Regions from separate parts of the Homo sapiens genome. Here region 2 is linked to region 1. Evidence: chromatin loops called from intact Hi-C (ENCODE). Cell type or tissue: GM12878. All regions are shown on one strand. Links, peaks and the distances in the headings refer to the core of each region. The heading gives the core; the rest is flanking DNA.

Region 1 (10,312 bases), core at 1,395-9,394:
CAACACCCATAGCAGACATCGCTAATTAAAGAACTAATTTCTCCTGAAGAGTATAGATTAGACTCAGCTGTGGAGCTCCAGCCAGCTAGGAAAACCTATCTCTTGAACTGGTTATACAGCTGAAGGAAGTCAGTTCAGTTGTCCAAAGTCCCTCTCACTGTTTTATAATGGTGGTCTCTATTCTACCACAATCACTGTGAGGGTTTGTAATGCCCAGTTTGAGAAACGTGGTCATGACGTGATTTACTCCTGCTCTTCCATAGTTCTGTAAGAAAAGGAAAAAGTTTTTACCTCTCCAATTTTATAAGCCAGGGAATTTTCCAGAATATTAATAGTACTGGAAAAGACCCTGAACAGTTAGTGCCGTGGCAGGAGGGTCCAAGCGGCTGCAGAAGAAGCACATTCTGTTCCTTTTCTTCACCAGCCAGCCAGACCAAATGAGTGGGTCTCCTCTCCTCTCCGGAGCCACATTCCAGCCTGGACAGGAGAGGTGCCCCCGACACACAGTGTTTCCTACTAGCAAATGTGCTAAAATTAACTGAAGTTCCTCAAGTCCTGGCTAGGGAGGTAACACCGTCAGCAGAGCTCCCCGTTCCTTCCTCAGCACACTGCTTTCCTTGCTATCCCTGGGGCAAGTTGTCTTTGGCATCTTGAAGGATTTATACGTGTTGTGTCTTAAATGTGTAACTCATTAGTAATGAGCCAATAGTGGAAATTTCAGTGAACAGAGCTTTTTACTCCAGTAATTCCAGGTGTGAACCACAAATAGAAAGGTTCTTTTTGTGAATTTTTCCTCTACGGGCGCTAGCTATCTGGTGTTTGCACCCTGAGTCCTAGGAAAGCTAACACGGAAATAAAGCCTCCCAGTGTTTGTGTCTGTTATCTATAGGTCCTCCTAATATTGCCCTTCTAGGACAAAGGTGCCTTCCTTTCCAATAAGCTTTCTTCAGGGAGAACGCAGTGAAGGAGCCGGATCCTCTGAGACCAGTTCAGAGGCACCCCCTCTCCCACACAGCCTGGTGCAGCTGGGGCCGGCAGGCAGGAAGTTTGCCCCACGGGATAGCAGTTGCGGTCCTGCAGGCTCCCTAAGAATGGCATTTGGTCTCCTCAGAGAGGTTGTTAAAGTCATGTTAGACCTCTAAGGAATTTCCTCACTTACCCCAGGCTGACTCCAAGCCCCAGCACAAACTTTTCACTTTGGATCTCCTCCCCTCACCCACAATCCCTTTGGCCTGAGGTGATTTCCTGCCGTCTGGTCAAGACTGGCCCTGGTGCCCTCCCCTCTCCATTACCAGCCTCTCTCCTGTGTCCCATGCAGACCCACAGAGAGTCTTGCCTTCTGCTGACAAAACATTCCCATGCTCTGTGATCCTTCCTCTCCAGGGCTCTAGTCTCTTTCTGGATCTCTTCAAATCAATATTCCGCTTCCTAGAAAGCAGGAAGTTGGGCCAAAGCACAACAATATGGCTGCCGGTAGAGCGATGTGGCAGGAGAGAAAGTGACATGGGCTCAGAGGCACAGCCTGGGGAGCGCTGTTCCTCACTTGCCTCCTAATCTTGGGCAAATCTCTTACCTGCTTTGAGACTTTGTTTTTTCATCCTAAAAAAGATTATACTCTTATCCCAGGAGTAATTAAATATTCTATTCAAGGCATTCAGTACTGGGCTGGCAACAGGGTGCTTCTCGATATTAGTATTACTTGTTAACAGTGGCATTTATCGAAGTATCTCCTGAAGAAACTAATCTCATGATTCACTGTAGCAAATAGGGTTCAAAATTCAAATATGCTTGGGAAATTTGAACTGTGAACTGAAGCTTACACCAGGCCATATGGAGATTTATAATGATCACAGGTAGTTCTTCCCCTGGACAAGCTACTTAACTTCTCTGCCTCCATTTTCTCATTCATAACATGGGGGCTAATAACAGTTTCTTCCTCTTATTATTTTTGTGAGCACTAAATTAGGTGCCCTATATTAAATGTTTTGCAAAATGCCTGCTGTATCACATATGTGCAACAAATGTTAACAAGTAGTATTAGAATTAAGTAGTAGTATTACAATTAAGTAGTATTACAGTTTATAGTGCTATCACTATTTAATGATACTGAAAATTCCTAAAATTAAAAACAACAAATAACACCGTCTTTTTAATGTTGCTGAACTGTTGCAATGTTGCAAACTTTATTTGGCCAGGGATCTCTTTTCTGGTGACCAGTGGGAAACACTAGCTAAAGAATTAAACCTTTGAGAGATATTTGGTTTGGAACAGAAAGCACCTGAAGATATTGTGTCTTGATCCAAATAACTTTTCAGCCTCTAGGATTTCCCCCGAACTCTTATTGGCATAATGGTTCATGCTGTCGGAGAAGAAATGTTGAAGATGGTGCAGTAGTGTCTGACTTGTGGGCTTCAGTGTCCAGACAAGAGAGCATCCTAGCAGAGACCCAAGAACATGGATCTAATGCTCAGATGGAACAGAGTCTAAATCCTCACTGAGTATTCTTTATTATTTTGGAGGAAGGAATAAAGAGAAATTTTCTAATCTCACTAAACTTCAGTGTTCTCATCTACAACATTAAAAATAATTGTACCTACCTCATAGGATGGTTATATAGTATAGTAAATGTCATGTAAATTAACCTCAATAAAGTCTGTCTCCTAGTTATTATCACAATGTATTAGTCTGTTCTCATGCTGCTAATAAAGACATACCCAAGACTGGGCAACTTATAAAGGAAAGAGGTTTAATGGACTCACACTTCCACATGGCTGGGGAGGCCTCACAATCATGGTGGAAGGCAAGGAGGAGCAAAGCCACGTCTTACGTGGCAGTAGGAAAAAGCTTGTGCAGGGGAACTCCCATTTATAAAACCATCAGAACTCATGAGACTTATTCATCACCATGAGAACAGTATGGGGGAAACTGCCCCCATGATTCAGTTATCTCCACCTGGCCCTGCCCTTGACACATGTGAATTATTACAATTCAAGGTGAGATTTGGGTGGGGACACAGCCAAACCCTATTGCATTATATCATTAGAATCTTTGTTATTATTATTCCAGATTCTCTGCCTGACTGGTATGTGACCTTTCACATCATACACTTGTATGTCTGGAAATTCCTTACAGACTTTTCAGGGTTGAAAGAGAAAATGGACGTGAAAAGTGTGGCCTTGGAAAACACTCACTGGGTAGAACTCCATTCCTTCCCCTGGCTTGCAGGACAGCCAATGTATTTCATTTTTTACTGTGCCTCATTGCTTCTTATATGGAGACATTGCTTTGACCAGACTATAAATCTTGAAAAACAGATTGAATATTTCCTCCCCTTGCTCTACCGTTCTCTAAGTACCTGGAATATGCTGAGCTTATAGGAGAGTATCAGATTCACTGCATGAAAGGAATAATGGAAAGTCAGGTATTAAACCTGACCAGTGTGGGAGAAAGTTTCAAACTACCATCTTTCTAGAACCTTCAAATTAAAACCAAAGAGAAAAACACATTAAGAAACTCTTGTCTGGCTTTGTGTCCCAGAAACAGGCACCATCTGTTCTGTGGAAAAGGGCAAATTTAACTCTTGGCATGCTTTATTCTTTCTGAATTAAAGTATTCTTTTTTGGGGGGCGGGGGGTGGCCTGTGGGGAGACAGTCTTGCTTTGTCACCCAGGTTGGAGTGCAGTGGCACAATCTCAGCTCACTGCAACCGCTGTCTCCCAGGTTCAAGTAATTCTCCTGCATCAGCCTCCCAAGTAGCTGGGACTACAGGCGTGCACCACTGTGCTCGGCTAATTTTTTGAATTTTTTTGGTAGAAACTGGGCACCATGTTGGCCAGGCTGGTCTCCAACTCCTGACCTCAGTTGATCCACCCAGCTCAGACTCCCAAACTTCCGGGATTACAGGTGTGAGACACCATGCATGGCCCTAAGTTAAATTATTCTTATGTGAGGTGTGCCTTAAATTCAACCTCAGAGTCCTCAACTTGAGGAAGCAAAATCCTATGGGTAATTTTTAACTGTTATTTTTAATTGGCATATAATAATTTTACATATTTATAGAGTATAGCGTGATATTTTGATACATGTATACAATGTGTAATGATAAAAATCAGGGTAATTAGCACTCCATCCCCTCAAATATTTATCATTTCTTTGTGTTGGGAACATTCAAAACCCTCTCTTCTAGCAATTTCCTATGTGTATTTTGTCTTGCAGAATCTGATCCTCCCAGAATTGGTCTGCCAGTTTCCAGGTCCTAAATAGCTCCCAGAACACTGCAGAATGGCTAACAGCAGTCCCCTAGTGTAGAAGTCAATGTCACCTACTTTGTTCTGAAGATTGTGTACTAAGGTAATTAAATGAAAAAGGAAACTTCTCATCTCTGGATGTCTTATGATCTCAAAATTCTACCTTATATAACTATTCAGAAGGCAGGAATAAGCGTCATAGGATGGCCATAACATGCAAACAATTTTATATTAGTTACATTTTCATTTATACTCTCTTTATTGTAAAAGTTGAGAAAATAACAAAATTAGCCATAGAAGTATATCTCCTTTGGGGAAAACTAAATTAACATGTAGTTTATTATTAGATAAATTCACTTTGTTGAACAATCTGATTCATTTTTTAAAAAATAAAATATAGTAGGTAGTTGTCTGCTTCTTTAGTCAGTAGTCAGTGCATTCCTGGAAAACAAGGGCTTTACCTTCTAGTGTAATAAACTTCCTTTAAGCATACTTAAAATATAGAAATTAATGTGCGCAGCTTTCATTGCCTAACCCATCTATTTCATGAGAAGGACCATATCTGAATTCTTGAAGACAGATAATATAATGCGAAGCTTCCTATTTATTTAAAAAATCAATGGTGCCAATGTGTTTCCATTATGCCAGACACTTGCCAAGCATTCAGTTTCTTGAGACTGAAAATTTTAATTTAGCAGCGTTTCTTACAAATGGACATGAATAATGAATTTGGGTGCATTTTATTGTTTGTTTAGTTGTTTCAGTTTGAAGTGAATAGAAATATGTGGCCATGTCACTTTTTTCAATATATTCCACGAATGTACACAAGACACTGTGAAGGAAACACTGTTTGGGTCCAAAAGCAATACTTCCTAACAAATTTCCTTTAAAAAGCTGTAGTAAGATAACATTTCTTGTCTTTATTATGTAATAATAATAGTAAATCCCATTAGTATTGCATTTGAGATTCCTATGCAGATCTTCAAATGTCCACCCAACCATATGGCAATATTGAAGTCCTTCTTTTAAGTCTTACTTTGGGTTGTTTTAGGAAAGAATTTACGACTCTCTTTGCAAAGTGCCAGATCTACCAGAAGAGGGCACTGTGCTCCTAATTCACTCCGAAAGAAGCAAACATTCTCACTTTGAGAAACAGCTCTGTGTCCTGTCTTATCCCAGAAGATTCCAGGGGCTGAAAAAGGAATGTTTACACCAAGCATCTATTGCATTTGGATGGAGATGAAACGGGGAAGTCGTAATGAGTTCAATAGTTCCAAAGGCAAGAAAACAAAGGTGACAACTATTTACTGGTTTGTCACCACTTCGAGTCATTTTTCGTCCATGCCACACGGTGGCGCCTCTTCATCAATTATAGCTGCGCTGCCGCAGGGAACCCGCAGACAACTTCGGTCCCAAAACCTGGAGTTGACAATCAGCACTGTCACTTTGAAAGTATATATATATATATATTTTACATAAGCAGAAGCTTTATGGAGAAATTTTGTAACAGCTTAGTTTTCTTTTTTTCCCTCTACTTATAAAAATTTTCTTCTTTTAGAGAATGTTTTCCTGTTAGAGATGATCAAGTGTTGGTTCAACGAAACAGAGAGCTATTTTCTTTGTATCTGGGGGATTTTCACCGGTCCCTGAGCAGAGTCTCCATTCAATGTAGAGAATTCTCAGCTGCACCTTGTCACTTGTTTCCACTACTAGGTTAAAATTCTCTCAGCAAAACTAAAGGAAAGCTTTATTTTAAGCAATCCATCCATAACAATCCACCTGTCCAAGCCATGAAAAAGATAAATTTTTAAGGAATATAATTGTATTACTCATGTTGCAGTTAGGTTTTCAATTATGAAGAGCTTAGCTGGATAATTTTCTAACTCATAATACTGGCTCTCAATTTGCATTTTGACTTGTACAGTCTCGTGAGCTTGAGACATTTCTGGGCTGTACTGCAGAAACTGGAGCCGCGGTCTCTCTTTGTCACATTAGAGTGCTGCACTTTCTAGAAAGACAAAAGAAGAGAGCAGCCTGGGCGTCAGTGGGCTTATGTAAGGAATGCATACTGATACGATGTCACAATAAAACTACTGATGAGGGCTGGGCGCGGTGGCTCATGACTGTAATCCCAGCGCTTTGGGAGGCCCAGGTGGGTGGATCACCTGACATCAAGAGTTCAAGACCAGCCTGGGCAACATGGCAAAACCCTGTCTCTACTAAAAATGCAGAAATTAGCCAGGCATGGTGGCATGCCCCTGTAATCCCAGCTACTTGGGAGGCTGAGGCAGGAGAATCACTTGAACCCGGGAGGCGGAGGTTGCAGTGAGCCGAGATTATGCCACTGCACTCCAGCCTGGACAACAAGAGTGAAACTCCATCTCAAAAACAAACAAACAAACAAACAAACAAAACAGACTACTGATGAGTATCTTTTTTTTTTTTTTGAGACGGAGTCTCACTCTGTTGCCCAGGCTGGAGTGCAGTGGTGCGATCTTGGCTCACTGCAAGCTCTGCCTCCTGGGTTCACGCCATTCTCCTGCCTCAGCCTCCCAAGTAACTGGGACTGCAGGTGCCTGCCACCATGCCCGGCTGATGAGTATCTTTAAAAACCCACCACATTGGTTAGTTAATCATTTGGGAATGCTCTAGGTTCATCCTCTACTCTCATGCTTCAATGGGTATGAGGTGGGGACTGGGAATATTTATTTTTACAAAATACGCCAGGTAATTCTCCCTCACTTCCAGGTTTTGGGGTCACTGAAATGGAAAATACGGTAAAAGAACAGATGAGAGATAAGAAGAACTTGAGTTAAACCTCTAACAGTGAGTATGGCAGGAAGCATTTAAGACACAGGGACAGATAGATTGTGAGGACTGGATAAATGAATGAAATCTATGATAATTCCAAGTTTATGGCTATGTGAATGAGAACACTGTGGTGCCAATTCACTAAAGCAGGAAATAGATAAGAACAAAGAATTATAGAGTAAGATGAGTTCTGTTGGGGATATAATACATTTGAAATGAATGCATAACTCCAAGTTGCTATGTCTAGTCCAGTTTGGAGGCCAGGAATTATCAAGATACAAATAATGTTGAACCCTCAGGAGAAAATGAAATGCTGAAGAGCACTGACATTTAAGCCTGGAAGCTGCTGAATTGCAAAAAACATATTTATGGCCAGCTCAGAATTGTTTAAGTTAAAAAATATATTGAAGCCTCTACTTGAGACTTGTATTCTCCCATTTGGCTAAGGATTCCTTTATTTCAAATTTTCTTAAAATCAACAAGAATGCTTGCTCACATCACCTTCTTGGCCACCACAGTTACTGAGTTTGCCAGCCCAGATATAAGGAGTGGACAGGGTTTGAGAAAAACTGAAAGATTGGGAAACAATGATGAGAGACAACATAACCAGGAGAGAAAAGTATGAAGCAGAAAGAAGTTTGCAGCAATCATTCTGTTGAATGCAACAGAGAAGGTCAATGAGATTGGTCTCAGAAGCAATTTGACTTTTCTTCTAATAATTCATGAAGGAGATGCATTTTTTCAACAAATGTCTGTTGAGCACCTTCTCTGAACCTGGTAGTATGTTAGGACCGAGTGAGACGACAATAAACAAGATAGATGTAATTGATGTCTTCGTAAAATTTATAGGCCAGAGGCCATAGAAAATATAGAGGGGATACAGAGAGATGAAACCTATGAAAAATGTGAGTGCCTGATGCTATCAGGGAAGAGGAAGAGTGCCCGGGACAGTCTCCTTGAGAAAAGGACATCTGCTGGCCATTTCTGCTTGGGTATCCGGCTTCCTATGGCTAGGACCAATCTGGCTTAGCCTTTGGCTTTCTGCTCTTCTTTGGCTCTGCACATTCTCCTGGTCTTAGAGTTGCTTTTAAACCAGGCCCCGTCAAATGGGTGGAATCTTTGTATTCCTGCCATGGGCCCAAGGAACCCCATTAACCAGGTAGATAAACTTTTCCCTACATTTATGAAAAGAGGAAAAATTTAAGTGGAAACCAAGTCATTTCAGATATTAGGCCATATGAGCTTTTTGACACGTAAGCTTATCAGTTTCATGAATGTTAATTTAGAATGCTACACATTGGCACCTAGAAGTCTGAAATGAGGAGACAGAGCTGAGATTATGGGAAAGTCAAGGCTGCTAGGATTTGCAGGAAGAGTATGAGAGAGGAGAGAGACGCACGGAGAGAAAATTCCAGGAGTTTTCCCCATTAAGTATTCAGTTGACTACGAATCATTTCATGCGGAAGCCAGGGAGAAAACCACTTGAAAGGACTAGAGGGAACAGTGCCTGGAGGTCACACAAGCTGGGAATAATGCTAGCGCCTGTTCACAACAGCCAGAGTGGAAATCTCACAATTTATCAGGTAGAATACTGAGACGAATTTTGCTTCAGTAGTGGGAAACAATCAACCCTAGACTAAATGCTGCGATTTTCACCAACAAAGCATAAAAGCAGATTTGAGGATTAAACCTTTTCCAAGTAACTTAGGAGTGTTCCAGAATAAAGTTCAAGAATATTTATATTAATATAAAAACATCTGGCAACCAACATGGTAAATCTTTAAATATCTGGCATTCAGTCAAAAATTACTGCAAATAATTTTTGCAAAGAAGCAGGAAAATAGAGTCCATAATGAGAGAAAAAAAGTCAGTCAGTTGAAACTGACCTAAAGATGTCAAGGTGATCGAATTAGTAGACAAGGGCATTATAATAGTTATTATAACCATATTTCATATGTTAAAGACACTAGCAGAAAGATTGGGCCTGGGTAAGAGAAACACAGACGATATTGAAAAATTCAGTTAAAATTTCTAAAGATAAAAATTACAATGCTTTTGATGAAAAACAAGCTGGATGGGGATATTTCCTGGTGAAAAGATTGAATTTAAAGGCAGCTATAAAGACTATGCAAAACGAAACTCAGTGAGAAAAAAGACAAAGAAAACAAATAAATAAAAAATCAATTAACTATGAAACAATGTCAAGGTGCCAAATGTATTAATTGGAATCTCTGAAGGAGAAGGATAGGGTTAGAAAAACAATTTGAAAAAAATCATAGCTGAAATTTTCCAAATATAATGAAAAACCATAAAACCAAGATCTGGGAACCTCGAGCACAAGAAACATGAAAAAAGTTACAACAGAGCATATCATAATCCAATTGTTTGATACTAATGGTCAATAGAAAGCAGAGAAAATACCCATTACATGCAAAAGAATAAAGATAATGATAACAAAATATTTTTATCAGAAACAATACAAAAGAGTAACATCTTTAAAACACTGAAAGAAAAAACTGTGTCTAGAATTTGCTACCTGGCAAATATATTTTTCAAAAATAAGGTGAAGTAAAGATTTTTTAGAATACAAAAGCCAAAAGAATGTATTACTAGTGGACTTTCACTACAAGAAATGTTAAAGGAAGTCTGACAAGCAGAAGGAAAATGATACCAGACAGAAACCTGGATATGCACAAAGGGATGAAGATCATCACATGGTTGCTAATTGCATGGATTAAAATAAAGGCTTTTGCATATTATTTAAATTTGTTTACAGATAATACACCTTAAAGCAAAAATATGTGTCATGGGGTTTATAACACATGAAGAAGTAAAATATACGACAAAAATAGCAAAAAGCTCTGAAGGGAAGAAATGGGATTTACTGTTGTAAGTTTTTGTGTATAAAACAGTAAAATATCACTTGTAGGTAGACTGTGATACGTTAAAGGTACACATTCTAAACCTGTCAACAACCACTAAAATATCACTACTAAGAGTCACAGCCAGCCAACAAAGGAAATAAAATGGAACTATACATAACACTCAATCCAAAATAAAGCAGAAAAAGAAAGAAAAGAGAACAAAGGACAAACATAACAAATAGAAAACAAGATTATAAATTTTAACCCAACAATATCAATAATTGTATTAAATATAAATGGTCTAAATACCCCCTATTAAGAAACAAGTTACCAGATTATCTTTTAAAAAAATCAAGACCCAACTATATACTGCCCAAAAGAAATTCACTT
Region 2 (10,312 bases), core at 1,180-9,179, 180 kb after region 1:
GAAGAGATAAAACTATTCATTATTTGCAGATGACATGACTATCTATATAAAAAAAAAATCCCAAGGAATCAATCAAAATCCCCTAAAATGAGTAAGTGGGCTCAATAAGGTCTCAGTATACAAAATAGAAAAATTCACTTTATTTCTATGTACTTAGAATAGACATGTGAACAGGAAATTCAAAATACAATGCCATTTACAATCTCTCTCAAAAATTAAATTGCTTAGGTATAAATCTAACAAAACATGTACAGACCTTGTATGCTGAAAACCACACAATACTGATGAAGGAAAACAAAATTTAACTGAAATGAAGTGAAGTGATCCTGTGATCATGATCGGGAAGGCTTAACATGGTAAAGATGTCAAATCTCCCCAAATTGATGTATAGGTATAACATAGTTCCTGTCAAAATCCCAGTAAGATATTTGAATAGATACAGACAAGATTATTCCAAAGTTTATACGGGAAGACAAAGGAACTAAGTGGCTAAAACAATTTTGAAAAAGAAAGTGGAATAAACCAGCCTATTTGATTTCAAGACTTACTACAGTAATCAAGATTTTGGTGTTGGTGGAGGTATAGACACATAGTCTAATGGAAAAGAATAGAAAACCCAGATATAGACCCACACGAATGTGCCCAACTGATTTCTCATTAACTCATTTTTGCTCAACTGATTTTTGACAGAGGTGCAAAAACAATTCAATGGACAAAAAAGAGCCTTTTCGACAAATATCATGTTGGAGTAATTGAATATCCATAGGCAACAACAAAAAAAATGAACCCAGACCTAAGTCTCACATTTTATACAAAATTAACTGAAAATGGAATATAGACTTAAAAGTAAAACGTAAACTATAATACTTTTAGAAAACAACATAAAAGAGAAAATTTGGGGGATCTAAGGAGAGAGGCAAAGTTCTTGATACCAGAAGCATGATCCATAAAAAGAAAAATGGATAGAGTGGACTTCATCAAAATTAAACACTTCTGCTCTGTGAAAGGCCCAGAAAAGAGAAATGAAAAGACATGCTACTGACTGGGAGGAAATATTTGCAAATCACACATCCAACAAAGGACTAGTATCTAGAAAAAAATACACACACACACACACAGAGGCACACACACACATTATTTAAAAGCCCTCAAAACTCAACAGAAAAAAAATCCAATTAGAAAAGACATGAAGAAACATGTCACTAAAGAAGAGATACAGGTGGCAAATAAGCATATGAAACAAAGATGCTCAACATCATTGCCATTAGCGAAGGGAAAATGGTAAATCAAAACTGCAATGAGCTGTCACTATACACTTATCAGAATGACTAAAATAAAAAAGAGACACCACCAAATGCTGAAAAGGACATGAAGCAACTAGATCACTCATACACCACTGGTGGGTATATAAAATAGTACAGCTACTTGGTATAAGTTTGGCAATTTCTTAAAAACTAAACATTCAACTACTATATGACCCAACTACTATATAACTGCTGGGCATTTGACCCAGAAAACTAGATTATGTTCACACAAAAACTTGTACACAAATGTTTATAGCAACTTTATTTATAGTAGCCAAAAACTGGCCCAATGTCTCTCAGCAGGTGAACAGTTAAACAAACTGTGGTACATCTATACTATGGGATTCTATTCACACTAAAAAGTACCTGTCAATAGACTTGATACACATAATAAGCTGGATTAACCTCCAGAAAATCATGCTAAATGAAAAAAAGCCAATCCCAAAAGGTTACATATTATTATGATTCCAGTTATACAGCTTTATTGAAATGAAAAAAAAAAAAACTATAAAAATGGAGAACAGATTATGGTTGCCAAGGGTTAAGAAGGGAGTAGGGATGGGAGTGAAGTGGGTATGGTCATCAAAAGCAAGATGAGGGATCCCTGTGCTAGAAAAAGTTCTGTGTGGAAACGTTCTCTATCTTAGCTATACCAGTGTCAGTATCCTGGGTATGATATTGTATGACAGTTTTGAAAGATGTTCACTGTGTGGGAAACAAAGTGAAAGGTACACGAAAGAGGTCTCTGTATTATTTCTTACAACAGCATGTGAATCTAGTTTCTCAAAAGTTTAGTTAAAAATACTAGCATTAAACATATTTTATACTTTATAAAGAATGGGCTCTATTTCAAATGTCCATACCATTCCAAAGGAAAGTATTGGTCACATACTCCATTCTAGATTTAAAGAAAATTTAAAACAACATAGAAAATTTCTAAATGACTAAGAAAAATGTTTGACCACAGATCAGGAAAAGACATAAGGACAATAGGGTAGCCCTAATTTTGAACAAAAAATGTTTGTTTATTGCCTCCAAGATAGAACATGAATTTCTTGAACAAGAAATGTTTATTGCCTCCAAGATAGAACTAACGTGAATGATATATAACTAAGGTTATCTTACTATTAGCAAATTTTGGTATATACCCACTGCAAAATAGTACTTAAATGTTAAAACTATGATAACCTTTATGAGGCTGAACATTAAATCTGGCCCTGGGAAGAGGTTGGATGTGGCCTGAGGCACATTGAAAATGCCTCGAAATGAACTCAAAACGACCACAGTACCTAGGTTTGAGATAAGAATGAAATAAAATATATTCCCCATTAAAATCTTGCTTATTTTTAGAATCATTACTGACAGAAGGATCAGCTTTGATCTGAGAGCTTTTCACCGTCAAGTTTTTAGCTATACAAGTTATTAAAAAAGCAAAAGCTTGCATCTTACTTGGATTAAAAACCTAATTTCTAGAAAACAGGTTCTCTTCTTTCTGGTCTGAGTTTAACATTTCAGATCTCCCATTAAACAACTGATCAAAAAACTTTCAGAGGGCATTAAAAAGTGAAACTAGGTATCAGAAAAATCTTAGTCGAGGCTAAATAACTGCATTTATAAGCTTTCTACCAATGCTATTAGGTGTTGGAGTTAGTAACTACTGCCTAACGATACTTACAGTAAACACTTAAAAATTTGTACTTTGGGTTGGCCAAAGTGGGAATTAATGCCCTTTCAAGTTTATTTAAAGATTCAATTCAGTTCTAGAAAACTCCCTCGTCAACAAGTAGAGGTGTTGTGCGTGTAACGACTGGACAGGAAATCTGGTTTTGCCTTCCACCACTTACATTTTAAGCATAAATGCCATCACTACACAAAACCTACGGGAATCCCACTCTAAGCAATTAAGTGACCAACCTCTTAAAAACTTGCCAGAAGCTACAGTGTCTACAAAAACCTATTTAGTGTGTTATTTAGCTCTATTTCTGCATTTAAAATTAGGATTATTTGGAGAAAAATATTACATAATATTCATGTTAACCAAATGATTACAAAAACAAAGAATTAAAATTGGTGTATTGATATGGTATTTGAATAATGAGAAAATGGGCCAATAGGAAGATTTTCTTCTTTATTCCTATTTGATTTAAAAGAAAAAGATTTGCCAAGGGATGGGTAGGGTTAAATTAAAAACATTTTAAGAAACATTTCTTTATATGGAGCATACTTACTGTTTTTGCTTTGAGTGCATTCTGATGAAATATAGATTCCAAATTCCCCTTGGATCTCACCCTTCTGTCTAGTGCTTTGCCCTCTATTTGGGGCAGTAATTCTATACATATCCTGTAAATGTCTGTCCTGATGATCAGGATGCCCAAGCTCTGAATCCAACTGCTGCCACCAAGAGAACGGCTCCTTTTTGGAGCCATTACACACAGATCATCACTCAAATCAGTAGTTTCTCTTTAGAAAACTAGCAATTTTCTGGTAGTCTGTCAATTAAGAAAAGAAAATGAAATTCAGTTACTTAGTAAGGAAAACTGGATAAACAGGAGGCTGGTCCAAACGGAGATTTATATTTAGACATTCCCTTTCTTCCTTGCCTCATTCCTTTCACACAGCTATTTCCCTTCTTTTAACACACCAAGTTCTTTTTATATGCCAAATAACAAAACATAAACTCCCTGAGGGCAGGAAGCTTATTCTTTTGGTTCACTCTTAGAACACTATGCCCAGGCATGTAGTAGCCTGGCAAAAAGCCGGCCCCAAATAAGTGCCAAATTAAGTATTTATTAAGCAACTACTACGGGAGGGAAGGAAGAAGGGAAGGAAGGAAGGAAACTGTGTTAAGTCCTGGGGCCCCAGAAGCTTAGTATATGTATTTTTTATTTTGGTTGGAAAAAAATGACTTGCTTACCATCTAGAGCCAATGCTTCTAAATTTTTCCATCAAAGAATCTTTAATGAAAGTGAGGAAAATTCTGAGGCTTCCACTTCACGTGGTTTGAACTGTACATCTCAGTGTTTGTTTCACAATTATGCTAGACTGTCAACTCACTTCTCTTTCTAGAATGTCCTCTGCAGTGCAGGTAGACCAGAAACCACACTTCCCACAAACTCCTTCTGTCTCTGGTTCTAAGTTGAGAGTTGACCATGAGAAAAGGAGAGACCATCTTTCCTCAGAGGCCACTGCAGACAGAAGTGTAGGCGGGCAGAGGACATGAGTTTCACAGCAGTTTCAAAATCTCTTGCAAGGCACTGGCTTTGGAGCTATTAACAGCTGACAGCTGGGGACAGCTCCCTGAGACACACTGTCAGTGCTGCACGCCAACAGCACAGCCTTCTGGATGTTCTCAAGAGTCACAGCAGTGCCTGGGCCAGCTCCTGAGATCCACCCACTTTGGGGCCGCAGACACCTTCCTCACCCACCCTTTTGATGTCTAATTCCCTATGTTAAAACACTTTACACTTATAATCCATCAAGTGGTTTCTGTTTTTCTAACTGAATTGTTAAAATATGCAAAATTCACATTAAAGAAGTTTCCTACCTATCTTGTGACCTCAGTGAATGAGATGCTGCTTTATCCAATCTACTGACTTTGGAAAATCCAGCTGAAATGAGGAAAGATAATCGTGCATGTCTGGCAACCAGGTAATTTCTTTCCTATCTTTCATGTCACAGTATTTTGAGGACACAAATTCCTAAATACTCAGAAAAAAATGGTTTTATCTTAATTGATTTATAAATTATGTTAGGGTAGTTGTTAAACAGAATTTTGTCAAAGAAGCAGTACACTGTAACACTTTCAGGCTCCCATTGGTTTAAAATTTGATAAGTGTATTTCTTTGCTGACAAGTCAAACTGTTCAAATGTTATGGAGGACTAAAAAGGCCTGGGATTCACAGGCTCATTTTTTGTTTTAACTGAATCATGAAAATACACAACTTTTTTTTTTCCAGGAAAGACAGATGTTATTTACCACCAATGAATTTTTATCATATTTAAATGAACTTGAAAATGTCATTCAACTCAAATCCCTCAATCAACTTACTTCAGCCCATTCTGAAACTTCATATTGCAGCAAACCAGCCATGTGAAAGAAATAAATTCAATTTTGACTTTCAAAAAAAATAAATGCTGCATAAGTTACCCTTGTGGACCTTAGCTATTAAGGTGGACAATGACTTTATTTTCTTTACGTAAGTTTTATATTTTATTATGACATTCATTTTTTCTACATGAAGACACAAATAAAAATTATACCAACTACATAAACTATTTTGTACTTTCCTTGCTAAACCACAGATGTATTTCATGGAAAGAGGGGCCTTTAAAGGCACTTATTTATCATTGTAGGTGTGTCTAAACAATTGATATTCAAAAACACAACTTTTTGTGTACAAAATTTTACAATTTTTAACAAAAGCAGTGAAGACACTAAATAACCCAGTGGCGACCTCTTCAAAGTGCAGTGTCCTTGGTCACCAATGCAGATGCTACTGGGGCAGCCAGCGGGCTCAGAGGGTCCAACTCCAGACACTGCATCCATGGCTGTCCTAGACTGAGTTGCACTTGTAAAAGAGATGGTCCCACACCTACTAAAAAAACAAGCTACTCTAGTATCAATATGACATCACTCTTTTACCATCAATCATATTGCAAAACCATAGTATTTAACGACCAATAAACAGCCAAATACCTAATGCCACATTGTCGTTCAATTTACCTGGCTGGTTAATATCAGTCTGTGTTTGAGTATTTCTTTTGAGCACACAAAAACAAATGTATAGTCACTTGATGAGGAAATTCTTCACTTTGACTCAAATGGATTCACCATGCTGTCAGTTATGAAAACAACTCTAATTTTAATCTCCACAGGGCAACCTTCACTTTTCACAGCAGTTCTAAAACTGACCTACAGAAAAGTTCAAGATTTTTTAAAAAATTTGGCTACCATACTATGTTTCTTATTTAATTTTCTCTAATCAATACTACTCTTACGTTCCAAATATTTCATGGGAAATTTTTCCCTCAAACTTAATATGTTTCTTAAACAAATTGAAGCCACTAAAGTTCCTGTTTAAACCACTGATAACTGCCCCAGTTAAAATAATAATAATTTAAAATGATTACACTTCAAATAAAGGTACTAAAATCACGCCCCCCAAATTTGTAAGCGCTTTTGTTGTTATTGGGTACTCACTGTGAATAGAAGTAAATGTACTTGACCTGTATGAGAATAAACATTTTATCAAGTACAGCAAAAAAAACGGAACTGATTGTGAAAGCCATGGGGATGGGACTTTAAAACAGCGGTAAGACGCTGGTTTATCACCAGAAACCTCATGTGCCTCTGTGCACTTGAAGTAAAGACCACATTTGAGCAGGCCTGGTGGGCTGGCACAGGCCTCAGAACAGGTGCTGTTTGTGTGAATTCTCCTCCCTGCATTGTCCATTCTGTTCTAGGGCAGTCTGATTCTGGCAACAGGAGTCTCTAAGTTCCAATCACTCACTCACAAAAGAGTTTTCTGTAATCCCTTTTGTGGAAAAAAATGGAGTTTTTCTGATATGCAAAGCAACTTCTACCAGTCTGACAAAGTAGGTAAAATCGATGACACCCTAAAATAAAAACCTGGAGTGAACTGGTGCTCCAGAAAGATGCTGAATGGCCACAGTGCATGTGGTGATGTCTCCATGCTGAGGTTTCAGGCAGCACAGCACTAAGTATCAGGTGACCTGTGGTCCCACCAGAGCATAGTCCTCATGAAATAGGCCTAACCAGATACCTTTTAACTCATCTTTATTTTGGTTGCAAAGATGTGGTTTACTTAGCTACTTACTATTTGTTCCCATTTGAAGTCTCAGAGCTTGCCAAGTTAAACACCGCCTTCAGTACCGAGCTGCTATACAAGAACATTATAAAATACAAAGTATAAACTAAGATAATCCTCTTTACAGAATTCAGATTAGTGCATTAAAACAACATTGATTTAAAAAGGGAAGTGAGATAACTGGCAAACCTCCAATTGCTTTTTTAATGAAGGATGACACAAAATGGCACGCAAGGTAAACACTAAATTTTGTCAGGTGCTCAAAAACAGTTAATTGTGGGAAAGTTACTTTCCAAAAGTAATTTTGACCTAAAAATATTAACCATTATTCTATAAGACATAAGGGAAGGTAAATAATGGCCCACAAAACCAGATGATATGGTTAAGATAACTAGTTTAGTGGAATAACAAACTGGGGTCTTAAGAATCCAAACGCAATAGGTATTGGTATTGGTTGTTCATACTCTTCTTCCAAATTATGTTAAACATTTTTAGTAACTACACTTTCCCCCGTAAACATCAGACTTAAATAGACCATATGTAAAAACAACCTATCCTTAGTAATTTTACTAGGCAATCTACAGCAAAAGCTTAATATATACACAGAAAGAGTATCAAATAAACTAGAAAAGTATTCACCGACTTCAGGGTAAAAAAGATCTTAAAAGAAAACCAACAAAAAAATGAAAGACACTTTGTGCTGTTGTGAACCAGAAAAATACAACCCATGTATAGACCTTAATTATTTTACATTATTGAGAATATTTTCCCTGCTGAAGCAAATCAAAATTAAATTTGAGAATTTTAATTGAAGTAACACACATCTAGGTGTGTCACAGTGACAGGGAGATGCAAACAGAATACACACACCTTTAAATTTACGAATTCCCAAAACTAAGTCAAGCAGGGTAAATAAATTATAAATGAAAGGCATATGCAATGTGGGCAAAAACTTAACAACTATTAAATTGAAGACCAAGGGAGTTATGTCAGCAGTGACATTTAGAAAATCTTTCAGTATTAGAAAATATCAGATTTAATCCAAAGGAACCACCCCAACCCCCCCAATAAAAATAACAAAGTATGGGAACCATCCTTTATACAATAGCTTTAAAATAATAATTAAAAAAACATGATTACAGGAATCTTCCTACATAATTTAGACAATGTAGTGCGACAGTGTGCTCCTTTATAACTTCAGTGGTTCAATCCCCATATGATGAGACTGATAATCGCAACTCCAATGACAAGGATAAGAATGATGATGCACAGGGTTTTTCTGGATTTGCGCTGCAGACGCAAAAAACAAAACAAAACAAAAAAACATGTTTACAGATTTAGTGGAGTACCTCTACAGCAACTAAAAATAATTTGGTTCATTTCTAGAGTAAAATCAGTAGTAGTATATTGCCCTCAAATTTTTGACTGTGTTTTTTTGTTCCTCAAAAATCTCTTTAATACATATGGCACTATTCTTTCAAAAAAATTCTTGAACTAATGCTACAATTAAGGGAGCAATTTTTCAACTTTCATTGGTAATTTTTCTAAGGGTGTGGCTGACCTTAAGAAAGAAGACACCACTAAATAAGTTACTGACTTAAACAAGAGACTGAGGTTACCTATGAATAAAAATAAAGAACAGCTTACGAGCTTAAACATTCTTTACCTTTTATTAAAGTTTTTCTTAAAAATGAGTTCTCTGAAGATATCAGTAAGTACAAATTGGCAACTTTTCTTCACATATATTTCTTTTCTTTTTTTTTTGAGATGGAGTCTTGCTCTGTCACCCAGGCTGGAGTGCAGTGGCACAATCTTGGCTCACTGCAATCTCTACCTACCAGGTTCAAGAGATTCTCCTGCCTCAGCCTCCCAAGTAGCTGGGATTACAGGCGCGTGCCACCACACCCAGCTAATTTTTTTTTTGTATTTTTAGTAGAGACGGAGTTTCACCATGTTGGCCAGGATGGTCCCATTCTCCTCACCTCATGATCTGCCCACTTCGGCCTCCCACAGTGCTGGGATTACAGGCGTGAGCCACCACGCCCAGCCCCTCACACATATTTCTTGTTTCCAAAATACAATGATTTTGGAATGAGTTTCCAAAATCATTCTCATTCTTTAATATTAATGGGAAACTACATTCAAAATCTCAACAAACAAAACCACAGAGCAAACAAAATCATAATGCTGTCATTGAAAACCGAATGGTTAAGAATTTTGTTCCGTTCTTCATTCCTGGTTCAGTTGTAGATTTCTTTAATGGCGTTTGTACCTCACATCAACATGCAGGAATCCTTTTTCTTACAAAGTAGAAAAATTTGTAAATTTACTTTGTGTCAAGTAGAAGTACCAAAATATTTATAAAAAGATACATTTCTGAGTCTGAAATTACACTGAAAACCATAAATAGTTTGAATATTCCACATATTCATCTAATTTTTCCAGTGAATACTCCTTACGTATCAAACACAATTTCTCTAAAATTTCAATACCATGCATAAATATTTTTCCCAGACTCCAGTTGGTTACCACAAACACACATGTAATGTACCTGTGAGTCATCACGGGTATCCCACAATGGTGTGTTTGTTGCCTGGGGTACTCCCCCTAGCGTGGGGTAATGAGACCCTGGGGCAATGTGGTGATAAGTGAACTTGAATTTCTCACCTTCCTTATTCTTAGGGTTCACCCAAACATATCAAGGCTTCCAAACAGAACTATTGGAAAGCTGCCTCTTTTCTCAGCACTTGTGCTGCATGGCCATCTCGTCCCGCTTCGGGAGCTGGGGGAATTAAGCCTAGGGGCAGCTTCCAGTCCTGGGGTGTAGCTTGGGACATGTGCTTTTTCCTGTAGGCTTGGCCTTCCACAAGGAAGAGGAAGAGTAAAACTTGGCAGAATATCCACATTTCCCCCAAATCCAAAAGCAAAATAAAATACCATGTGAACCTAGTCACTGATGGATCCTGTTAAGTTTCAGCAGTTATATGCTAACAGCTCCAGAAGACTTCTGGCATTTGCAGGGGTGTGTGTGTGTGTGTGTGTGTGTGTGTGTGTGTGTGTGTTTTCAATTATTCGTGAGGGATACCTAAAGTCCATGACACAGTGATATAGTGATATTAATTTCACTGAGCTGCATATCTGAATGACATGGACAAAGATAATAAACAGGAGTGACTGTCA

Evidence for each region. A loop is a pair of places that touch in the nucleus more often than their neighbours do. Peaks named below come from ENCODE experiments on the same cell type or tissue, not always from the same donor. Only the 100,000 strongest peaks of a DNase experiment are listed, where the experiment ranks them.
Region 2: a loop joins it to region 1, with 8 times the contacts of the local background. A loop is called at or near these places in 3 of 110 quality-filtered maps.

Annotation. Positions count from the first base shown.
Region 1 is chr6:132,274,352-132,284,663 of GRCh38, forward strand. No RefSeq gene overlaps it. Among named protein-coding and RNA genes, the nearest start is that of MOXD1, 120 kb to the right of the region's middle. In GM12878, for the core only: a CTCF peak has its summit at 5,606 (motif pointing right); a DNase peak (open chromatin) is centred at 5,450; H3K4me3 peaks cover 266 bases.
Region 2 is chr6:132,452,429-132,462,740 of GRCh38, forward strand. STX7 (syntaxin 7) reads right to left here. Exons shown (of 10, transcript NM_003569.3): 10 at 1-8,422. The coding sequence ends at 8,330. Among named protein-coding and RNA genes, the nearest start is that of STX7, 56 kb to the right of the region's middle. In GM12878, for the core only: a CTCF peak has its summit at 4,640; a DNase peak (open chromatin) is centred at 4,463.